3 separate regions of the Homo sapiens genome follow, and all the other regions are linked to region 1. A link is a contact called in ENCODE Hi-C or POLR2A ChIA-PET data. All regions are on one chromosome and are shown on one strand. The core of a region is the stretch at or near the end of the contact, and the rest is flanking DNA. Distances in the headings are between cores, read along the strand shown.

Region 1 (3,454 bases), core at 361-2,860:
TTTTTATATCTATGTATTGGTAACATTTCAAGCCCTCTCCTAGCTATTTTGAAATATACATTGTTGCTGACTTTAGTCACCATATCCTAACAGTGACTTCAAGAGACAGTGGCATGTTAGGGCTCTGCCACACATTAAGGAAAATTCTACAGACTACATAGCTGACATCAGTGCACACACAACATAATACTCTGAATATATGTGAAACAAATTAAATTACAGACATGGCAGATTCGATTCATTTCCTACATTATTCAACTTTTCTGGTCAGAACAGATACAGAATGAGTAAATACAACCACTTCTTTTCTAACTAACCTCCCAATATAGGCAATGAGTTCTTAGCTAAATATAACCTATTCTTCAGAGTTTAACTGGGCATCAATTCTTTTTTTTTTCTTCTTGTTGAGACAAGGTCTTCCATTCTGTTGCCCAGAGTGCAATGATGGAATCATAGCTCCCTGCAGCCTCCAACTCCTGAGATCAAGCAATCCTCCCGCCTGAGCCTCCCAAGCAGCTGGGACTACAGGTACAGAGCACTGCACCTGGTTAATTTACTTCATTTTTTGTAGAAAGGGAGTCTGGCTTTGCTACCCAGGCTCTAGCTTCAATTTTCTACACAGAATTTACCCATCTGGCATTCCATATATTTTACTTACTTTAAAAAATCTCCCGTCAGTAAGTTTCAAGAGGGTAAATATTTTGTCTGTCTTGTTCACCGCATATCCCAACGCCTAAAATAGGGCCTAAGAGAGTAGGCACTCAAGTATTTGTTGATTGAAACCACGATAGAACTCTTCCCTGTCTGGACCACCGACACAAAGCACCCTCACTGAGTTTCAAAAAAAGCTCAGCCCATGGACTGGAACTTTTCTTCCCGGTTACTTGAGTCAGTCCAGAAAGCCACAGTTAATAGTAGAACCCTGAGAATGAGGCTTTCCCTTTTTTTTTTTTTCTTTCTCATCTCCATGCTTCTGTTTCCTTGGTTCCTCTTGACCATTAACCCTCTTCAACTACCACTCTCTTGATACACAGCCTGTAAAACAGTCTAAATTCCAATTTCAGAACTTCAAATTCTTTCTGCACAGATCCCTCCCACTTCCACACCAATCTACATCTTCTCTCTTCGCCTTCTCTCATAAATCCGACGTTTCCCACTAGTCCTGCCACTGCCGTTCTTTCCATGCCCTCATTTTATCAGCTCAGTTTGTCTTCCCGCCTCAGTTTTGGATCTCTCTAAACCTCCTAAACACCGGGGAGTCTTTCCTACTTCAGTCCTAGTCTCTATTCTATTCGCCAACTCCTCCCACTCATCCACTCTCAACACCCCCGCGTGCGCACACACAGCCACATCAGGTCTCCCCTCCTAGACCCCGAAGTCGGCACCTCACTAGCCCAAAACTCAAGAATGAGGAACCCGTGTGATCCACGGGTTAAGTGACCCATGATAGTAAATCTGCGTGAGAGATATAAGTGACCCACCTCTGAGGCCGAGGTTCCTGCCAGACGTCGTGTCTGGCGTGGGCCTGTACAACCCTAGAATCTTAAAGCAGCCGCATAGCGAAGCTCCTAGAAACGCAGATGATACGCTCCCAGCGCGCCGCCATCTTGTGAAGCCATCTAGCCTCGTGATTGGACACATCCCTCTCGCGCGACCTGTGGCTGATCTTGAAGAAAGAAGAAACCCTCGCGACACCTGGGGTTTGCTGCTCCTAACAGAAGGCGCGGGGGCGTGGTGACGAGCGGAGTCCTTTGAGGTATGGCAGGAGGAGGACATGCGTTCGAATTCGCGAGAAAACTTATTTAAAAGAAAAAGAAACAAGTTTTCCGGGCCCTGCTGCAGACTTACCTCTCACACTCACTGGGATTGGGCAGGTTATGAAGATGAGGGTACGAGACTTGGGTGTGATGGCGTGCAGTGAGCCCTTTTTGTGCAACAGGTGTGTCCTCAGCCGATGTCTCACTCACTGAATTGTAAGAGATATAAGCCTGTGGGTTGGGGAAGAGTACTCTCGTTTACAGCGAAAGAACTGAGGATCCGGCCGGACGCGGCGGCTCACGCTTGTAATCCCAGCACTTTGGGAGGCTGAGGCGGGCAGATCACCTGAGGTCAGGAGTTCAAGACCAGCCTGGACAACATGGTGAAACCCCGTCTCTACTAAAAATACAAAAATTAGCCGGGCGTGGTGGCGGGCGCCTGTAATCCCAGCTACTCGGGAGGCTGAGGCAGGAGAATCGCTTGAATCCGGGAAGCGGAGGTTGCAGTGAGCCAAGATCGCACCACTGCACTCCAGCCTGAGCGAAAGAGCAAGACTCTGTCTCAAAAAAAAAAAAAAAAGGGGGGGCCTGCCTACGTCCTCGTCGTTAATGTGAACGCTTCTGGCAAACTATTACCATAAAATTGGGAGATAGTAAGGATTAAGGAATGGAGACTTATACACAAGTGAGTACCAGTAGTCACCCAAGGAAAGCTGAGGAGGTGTTTTCATAATCTGTTGTGTAACAAACCGCCCCAAAACGTAAGACTTAAAACAACCACCATTTTACTTGCTCACAGTTCTGCAATCTGGGCTGGGATTAGCCCACCCGTTCTGCTGGTCTTGCCAGTGGTCATAGCAACAAGTGGGGGCTGGTTCCGCTGAAAGAACTGGGTCTCTCTCCCTGTAGTCCAAGTTCTCTCCCTGTCCACGTGGCCTTTCCATGTAATTTGTCTAGCAGAGTAGGATGACATTTTTTTTTTCCCCCGAGATGGAGTTTCTTATTGCCCAGGCTGGAGTGCAATGGCGCCATCTCGGCTCACTGCATGCAACCTCTGCCTCCTGGGTTCAAGCGATTTTCTTGCCTCAGCCTCCCAAGTAGCTGAGTAGCTGAGATTACAGGCGCCCGCCACCATGCCCAGCTAATTTTTTGTATTTTTAGTAGAGACGGGGTTTCATCCTGTTGGCCAGGCTGGTCTCAAACTCCTGACCTCAGATGATCCACCCGCCTCGGCCTCCCAAAGTACTGAGATTACAGGCATGAGCCATCGTGCCCCGCCAGAATACTTCTTACATGTTGGCTCGGGGCTCCCAAAAGGGCAAAAGTGGAAGCTGCCAGGCCTTCTTAAAGCGTAGGTGCAGAACTAGCACCTTGGCTATATTCTTGGTTAAAGCAAGTAGAAGGGCTAGCCCCAATTCAAGGGGAGGGGACTATGCCAGGGTCCCTTCCAATACTGGAAGGCATGGTTCATTTCAGCAACCAATGTAACATATTACCACAGAAAGTTTTCCATCTTTGGTTGGTAGTGGCTTTGATACTAGTTATGGCATTTTATTTAGTGCATGCTGCTGGAAAGGTAAAAGAAAAGATGGCCTCGGAGATAGGACTGGTGGGGTTGAAGTGATTGTATTTAAGATATTGGTAACTTTCTGTTAGCTCCAAAGAGCAACCCAGTTTACCTGTAGGTCGGGCCAGAG
Region 2 (3,454 bases), core at 530-3,029, 52 kb before region 1:
GACGGCGGAGGTTGCGGTGAGCTAAAATCACGCCACTGCACTCCAGCCTGGATGACAGAGCGAGACTCTGTCTCAAAAAAAAAAAAAAGAGTTAAAAATCACCCTATTTAATATCCACTATTATTATTATGTCAAATATGTATTCATTTAATTCTATAACCACTTTATGAGATAGCTACTATCATTCCATTTTACCAATGATAAATCAAAATTTCAAACCAAAGAATCACATTCAAAAGGCCCAGATTATTACCAATTTTTGAGACGGGCTCTTGCTCTGTCACCCAGGCTGGAGTGCAGCGGCATAAACACAGCTCATGGCAGCCTCAACCTCCCAGGCTCAAGCAATTCTTCCACCTTGGCCTACTGGGTAGCTGGGACCACAGGCACGTGCAACCATACCCAGCTAATTTTTAAATTTTTTGTAGAGATGGGGTCTTGCTATGTTGCCCAGGCTGGTCTCAATCTCCTGAGCTCAACTGATCGTCCTACCTCAGCCTCCCAAAGTGCTAGGATTATAGGTATGGGCCACTGTGCCTGGCCTAGGCCCAGATTATTAAATTTATTACCCATCCCAAAATAGGTGGATTATATCCAAATCCAAGCAGTATCCATCATCTGGCAGGGGACACGCTGGTGCTTTGTAGAATACAGATCTCTGGTTCCTAAGAAAAGCCTAAAATCATTGCCATAAAGGGCATCAGTTATAGAACTGGTAACCAATGACAAGAGAGAATCCAAAACATACAAAATTATGGTGTGGAGAATAAATTAAAAAAAAAAAAAATTCAGGGCCAGGGTGTGGTGACTCACACCTGTAATCCCAGCACTTTGTGAGGCCAAGGGGGGCAGATCATTTGAGCTCAAGAGTTCCAGACCAGCCTGGGCAACATGGTGAAACCCTGACTCTAATAAAAATACAAAAATCAGCTGAGTGTGGGGGTACACATTTGAAATCCCAGCAACTAGGGAGGCTGACGTGGGAGAATCACTTGAACTTGGGAGGCAGAGGTTGCAGTGAGACAAGATCACTCCACCTCACTGCAGCCTGGGTGACAGAGCAAGACTCTGACACACACACACATACACACACACTCACACACAATTCAGGCCATGAGGAGTTTGATAAAGTCTGGTAATTTATCTAGAAGGTTAGATGGGTGAGTCCCTTTTTTTTTTTTCTTTTTTGAGATAGGGTCTCACTCTGTCACTCAAGCTGGAGTGCAGTGGTACAATCTCGGCTTACTGTAGCCTCGACCTCCTGGGCTCAAGCGATCCTCCTACCTCAGCCTCCCGAGTAGCTGGGACTAAAGGCATGTGCCACCACATCCAGCTAATTTTTGTATTATTTGTAGGGAAGGGGTGTCGCCATGTGGCCCAGGCTGGTCTTGAACTCCTGGGCTCAAGTGATCCACCAACTCAGCCTCCCAAAGTGTTGGGATTACAGGTGTGAGCCATTGTGCCCGGACTGGGTGAGTCACTTGAGAAAAAAAAGCTATTAAGTAAGCTCAAGCCACAGGCACAAAAAGCCAAAGTAAGGGTGACAAGCACTTGTAAATCCTCATCAACGACAGAAAGGCTCTTCACAGAGTCCAACTGCAGCTTAGAGCTGCAGAGGCTGCAAGGGGTGGTGGAAAGACCACTGGACTAGAATGAGGATATCTGAGTTCTAATTTCCAGTCTGTAAACCAAGAGGTTGGATAACTTTACCTCTCAAGGTCTTTCCAGCTGCAAAATTCCTTAAGATACAAAACAAAACTGTTAACTGCTGCTGAGCATGACAGAGGTGAGACATGAACCTCCCAGGGGAGGCGAGGCATCACAAGCGCCATCCTGAGGTCAGTCCAACACATTTAACTTATTTCACCCCATAATGCTGCAAATTCTGCTTAGTTCCTGTATTTCTTCAGGGACAAGGAGAAAAACATTCTACAGGGATAAGAAACAGATGGTAGGGTTAAGGCACTTGTTTATAATCTCTTATTTTTTAGAGCTTCAAAATACACAATTTTCAGAGCATTCTGAAATGTGAGTCACACGGTTGTATAAACATTATGATGTCAACTATAAAAATATGCATGGGGGCCGGGCGCAGTGGCTCATGCCTTTCATCCCAGCACTTTGGGAGGCCGAGGCAGGCGGATCACCTGAGGTCAGGAGTTCGAGACCAGCCTGACCAACATGGAGAAATCCTGTCTCTACTAAAAATACAAAATTAGCCAGGCATGGTGGCACATGCCTGTAATCCCAGCTACTCTCGAGGCGGAGGCAGGATAATCGCTTGAATCCAGGAAGCGGGGGTTGCAGTGAGCTGAGATCACACCATTGCACTCCAGCCTGGGCAACAAGAGCAAAAACTCCATCTCAGAAAACGTATGTGTATATATGTGTATATATACATGCATGGGGACACGAACTGGTAGTTGTACAAATGTAAGTCATCATGGTAGGATGTGAGTGAAAACAATACTTGCAAGCAACACCCTTTCACAAAACACTGTTCTAGTTTCTTCTCAGTAAAAATCACTTCATTTCTTCCTTTCTTTCATCTAAACTCTCAAACTGCTTGAGTCCTCACAGAGAAGAAAGTTGCACCCTGTTTTAAATAAATCCTAAAGGGCAGTGTTTCCCATATATGAGACCAAGCACAAAATGGCCAGCTCTCCAGAGCTGGGATGGGCTCTTGCATTTTATCCTTCCTAGCAAATTTACACCCTTCATTCAATTTGCAGGCTGCCACAGAGCCAAGTATAAGCAGACTAGGAACATACTGAGTCCATTTCTACCCCTTAGAATGGTGTTCTATTCAAACATATTTTTGTAGTTCAAATGGTACTTTGGAAATAACAGAAATTTACTGTTTAAAAGCCTCCTAAAAACAACCCCATTATTATTGTAGCCTAGTAGAGCCACCTACAGTTCCCCATTTTCCTGGCTGGCTCTAGTTCCCTCAAAAGCCATAATGAGGGTTGGGCGCGGTGGCTCACGCCTGTAATCCCAGCACTTTGGGAGGCCAAGGCGGGTGGATCACCTGAGGTCGGGAGTTCAAGACCAGCCTGACCAACACGGAGAAACCCCATCTCTACTAAAAATACAAAATTAGCTTGGTGTGGTGGCACATGCCTGTAATCCCAGCTACTCGGGAGGCTGAGGCAGGAGAATCACTTGAACCTGGGAGGCAGAGGTTGCAGTGAGCCAAGATCACGCCATTGCACTCCAGCCTAGGCAGTAAGAGGGAAACTCAGTCTCAAAAAAAAAAAAAAAAAAAGTCATCATGAAATGGTCACATGACTTGGTTAACTCTTTTCTGTGAATTTCAGTGCTGTTACCTTCTTTAAGTTTATTTTACTTTCTCAGACTTTTCTCAATGCTCAGTATAATTTTAGTCTATTTCTTCTTCAAGATAGTCTAATGTGTCTAAATAAGTCAATCTAGACTGGGTGCGGTGGCTCGC
Region 3 (3,454 bases), core at 293-2,792, 34 kb after region 1:
ATGATTTAAATATCTAGCAACAGAAGATTGTTAAAAATAGTACTTCCGGCCAGGCACAGTGGCTCACACCTGTAATCCCAGCACTTTGGGAGGCCAAGGCAGGCAGATCACCTGAGGTTGAGAGTTTGAGACCAGCCTGACCAACATGGAGAAACCTCGTGTCTACTAAAATTACAAAATAAGCCAGGCATGGTGGTGCATACCTGTAATCCCAGCTACTCAGGAGGCTGAAGAAAGAGATTCGCTTGAACCCGGGAGGCAGAGGTTGCTGTGAGCCGAGATCGTGCCATTGCACTCCAGCCCGGGCAATAAGAGCAAAACTCCTACTATATATACATATATGTGTATACACACACACACACATATACATATATATGTATAGTACATTCACATAATCAAATATCTTACAGTCATTAAAAATTATGACAAGGCCGGGCGTGGTGGCTCACAGCTGTAATCCCAGCACTTTGGGAGGCTGAGGCGGGCAGATCATGAGGTCAGGAGTTCGAGACCAGCCTGGCCAATATGGTGAAACCCCGTCTCTACTAAAAATACAAAAATTAGCTGGGAGTGGTGGTATGTGCCTGTTGTCCTAGCTACTCAGGAGGCTGAGGCAGGAAAATCACTTGAACCCAGCAGACGGAGGTTGCGGTGAGCTGAGATCTTGCCACTGCACTCCAGTCTGGGCGACAGAGCAAGACTCTGTCTAAAAACAAAACAAAACAAAACAAAACAAAAAACCACTTTGAAGAAATAAAAAGATAAAAAGCAAAACAAATAACAAATTGTATGTACTTATTGTGTACAACATGATGTGACATTCTGTACATTTTAATCTTTTTTTGTTTATTTATTTATTTTGAGACGAAGCTCTATCGCCCAGACTGAGTGCAGTGGCACGATCTCATCTCACTGCAACCTCCACCTTCTGGGTTCAAGAGATTCTCCTGCCTCAGCCTCCAGAGTAGCTGGGATTACAGGTGCATGTCACCGTGTCTGGCTAATTTTTTTGTATTTTTAGAAGAGATGGGGGTTTCATCATGTTGGCCAGGCTGGTCTTGAATTCTCCACCTCAGGTGATCCGCCCACCTCGGCCTCCCAAAGTGCTGGGATGACAGGCGTGAGCCACCGCGCCCAACCACATTTTAATCTATTTTTCACTTAAGGATCTTCCTGGGCCAAACTAGATTTCTTGGAAGCCATGCTTTGTTTCATTTCGTAAGTTCAAGCCTTTTTCTTCCTTTTGGGTAACTCCAGAATTCCTCACTCTCCTCCCCCACTCATTGCCTCTGCTTCTTCCCACATGCCCCTCTTCTCTTCCCATCAGGCTTCCCTAGTCAACATTCTTTTCAGAAGTGAGGCTTGCCCTCGTGACACCTCTCTTAAGTGGCTCAGCCTGGAAAATCCTCTAGGAGAGTTGCCCTTGACGACAGACAGACTCAGAGGTCACAGGCCCTGTGGGCTGTGGGGCCTGGTGTGGATGAGGGTGTCAGCCAAAGTGGCACTTCTGGGGCAACTAACAATAGATTACACAAAGTCCACTGCCAAGTAGTCGCTTGGGCTGGGCCGGTAAAAGGCCCTGATCAGCCGCTGGGAAAGGCTGGTCTTCAACCCTTGGACTCTAACCGCGGCAGGACTCAGCAGAATTCAAGGTCCTGATCATGAGAATGGCTTTGGGTCTCACATGTGCCAGTTCCTGCCCTGAAGCCTTAAGTTTGAGAGCAAGAAGGAAACAAATGGACAGGAAGACTCCCATGAATACAGGAAGCGCCCAAAGATCTCAGGAGCAAGCCCCTTCTTTAACTGAGAGCATTCACTTTCCCTTCTGATTTACTCCCCCAGAAAAACATTAGAGCTGACACCTTCTTGGTGACTTTGGATCATGAGCTCAAACACGATCTCAGAGCTTTGCCATTAGAGATCATCTGTCCTGGCCGGCGCGGTGGCTTACGCCTATAATCCCAGGACTTTGAGAGGCCAAGGCGGGTGGATTACTTGAGGCGAGGAGTTTGAGACCAGCCTGGCCAACTTGGTGAAACCCCATCTCGAACTAAAAATACAAAAATTAGGCCGGGCGCAGTGGCTCACATCTGTAATCCCAGCACTTTGGGAGTCTGAGGCAGGCAGATCACAAGGTCAGGAGTTTGAGACCAGCCTGGCCAACACGGTGAAACCTCGTCTCTACTAAAAATACAAAAATTAACTGGGCGTGGTCGTGGGCGCCTGTAATCCCAGCTACTTGGGAGGCTGAGGCAGGAGAATCATTTGAACCTGGAGGTGTAGGTTGCACTTAGCCGAAATCATGCCATTGCACTCCAGCCTGGGCAACAGGGCGAGACTCCGTCTCAAAAATAAAATAAAATAGGCTGGGCATGGTGGCTCACTTCTGTAATCCCAGCACTTTGGGAGGCTGAGGCAGGCGGATCACGAGATCAGGAGATCAAGACCATCCTGGCTAACACGGTGAAACCTGTCTCTACTAAAAATACAAAAACAAAATTAGCTGGGCGTGGTGGCGGGCGCCTGTAGTCCCAGCTACTCGGGAGGCTGAGGCGGGAGAAGGGCATGAACCCGGGAGGTGGAGCTTGCAATGAGCCGAGATAGCGCCACTGCACTCCAGCCTGGGCGACAGAGCGAGACTCCGTCTCAGAAAAAAAAAAAAAAAAAAAAATTAGCCACATGCAGCGGTGTACACGTGTGGTCGCAGGTATTCAGGAGGCTGAGGCAGGAGGATGACTTGAGCCCAGGAGTTCAAGGGTACGGTGAGCTATGGTCACACCACTGCACTCCACCCTGGGTGACAGAATGAGACACTGTCTCCAAAAAATAAAAATAAAATCAGGACTGTCTTCTTTGTAGACAGTTTGAAATTCTGAAAGAGACCGGGCGCAGTAGCTCACGCCTGTAATCCCAGCACTTTCGAAGGCCAAGGCGGGCGGATCACCTGAGGTCTGGAGTTCAAGACAGCCTGGCTAACATGGTGAAACCCCGTTTCTACTAAAAATACAAAAAATTAGCCAGGCATGGTGGCGCACACCTATAATCCCAGCTACTGGAGAGGCTGAGGCAGGAGAATCGCTTGAACCCGGGAGGCGGAGGTTGCAGAGAGCCGAGATTGCACCACTGCACTCCAGCTTGGGCAATAAGAGTGAAACTCCGTCTCAAAAAAAAAAGAAATTCTGAAAGATAGCTGTTGAATAATTGGCTCATCTGGATTACTGAGACTGGACAATTGCCAAATCTTAGAGCAGAAAATGACAGTGAATCATAGTATTCTGCCCCTGGCTTCTAGGTTGGTAAATATCCCAGCAGTCCGAGATAAACGGCTATCCCTGCCCTTCTTGGCTGTCTCCAGGGATATGCTATCATGTCCCTTCACATATTCTTTGAGGAATTACACACCAAGCGAGAATAGGAGATGGCGTATACTAGTTTTAAGGGAGGAGACCACCCC

Evidence for each region. Hi-C counts contacts between places; a loop is a spot of excess contacts on that map. ChIA-PET counts read pairs that join two places held with the same protein, here RNA polymerase II (POLR2A). Pooled maps may share reads with other maps.
Region 2: a map of IMR-90 shows a loop between it and region 1 (5-fold over the local background). The contact joins the enhancer-like site here to the promoter of METTL16 in region 1. A Hi-C loop is called at or near these places in 2 of 168 maps with a recorded cell type or tissue (Caco-2 and IMR-90) and 9 of 50 pooled maps. POLR2A ChIA-PET finds 5 or more read pairs at or near these places in 13 of 52 experiments (A549, A673, AG04450 and 9 more).
Region 3: a pooled map shows a loop between it and region 1 (2.2-fold over the local background). The contact joins the enhancer-like site here to the promoter of METTL16 in region 1. A Hi-C loop is called at or near these places in 2 of 50 pooled maps. POLR2A ChIA-PET finds 5 or more read pairs at or near these places in 14 of 52 experiments (A549, GM10248, GM12878 and 11 more).

Annotation. Positions count from the first base shown.
Region 1 is chr17:2,510,278-2,513,731 of GRCh38, forward strand. METTL16 (methyltransferase 16, RNA N6-adenosine) reads right to left here and starts at 1,611. Exons shown (of 10, transcript NM_024086.4): 1 at 1,482-1,611. RefSeq lists enhancers at 1,482-1,691, 1,762-1,811.
Region 2 is chr17:2,457,637-2,461,090 of GRCh38, forward strand. All of the region lies in intron 6 of METTL16 (methyltransferase 16, RNA N6-adenosine), which reads right to left. Among named protein-coding and RNA genes, the nearest start is that of METTL16, 53 kb to the right of the region's middle. Within about 2 kb of position 1,780, at least 7 of the 41 ENCODE cell types and tissues checked have a DNase peak (open chromatin) inside an H3K27ac peak, as active enhancers do; they include HCT116, where a contact is called at or near this core.
Region 3 is chr17:2,544,114-2,547,567 of GRCh38, forward strand. No RefSeq gene overlaps it. Among named protein-coding and RNA genes, the nearest start is that of METTL16, 34 kb to the left of the region's middle. Within about 2 kb of position 1,543, at least 5 of the 41 ENCODE cell types and tissues checked have a DNase peak (open chromatin) inside an H3K27ac peak, as active enhancers do; they include OCI-LY7, where a contact is called at or near this core.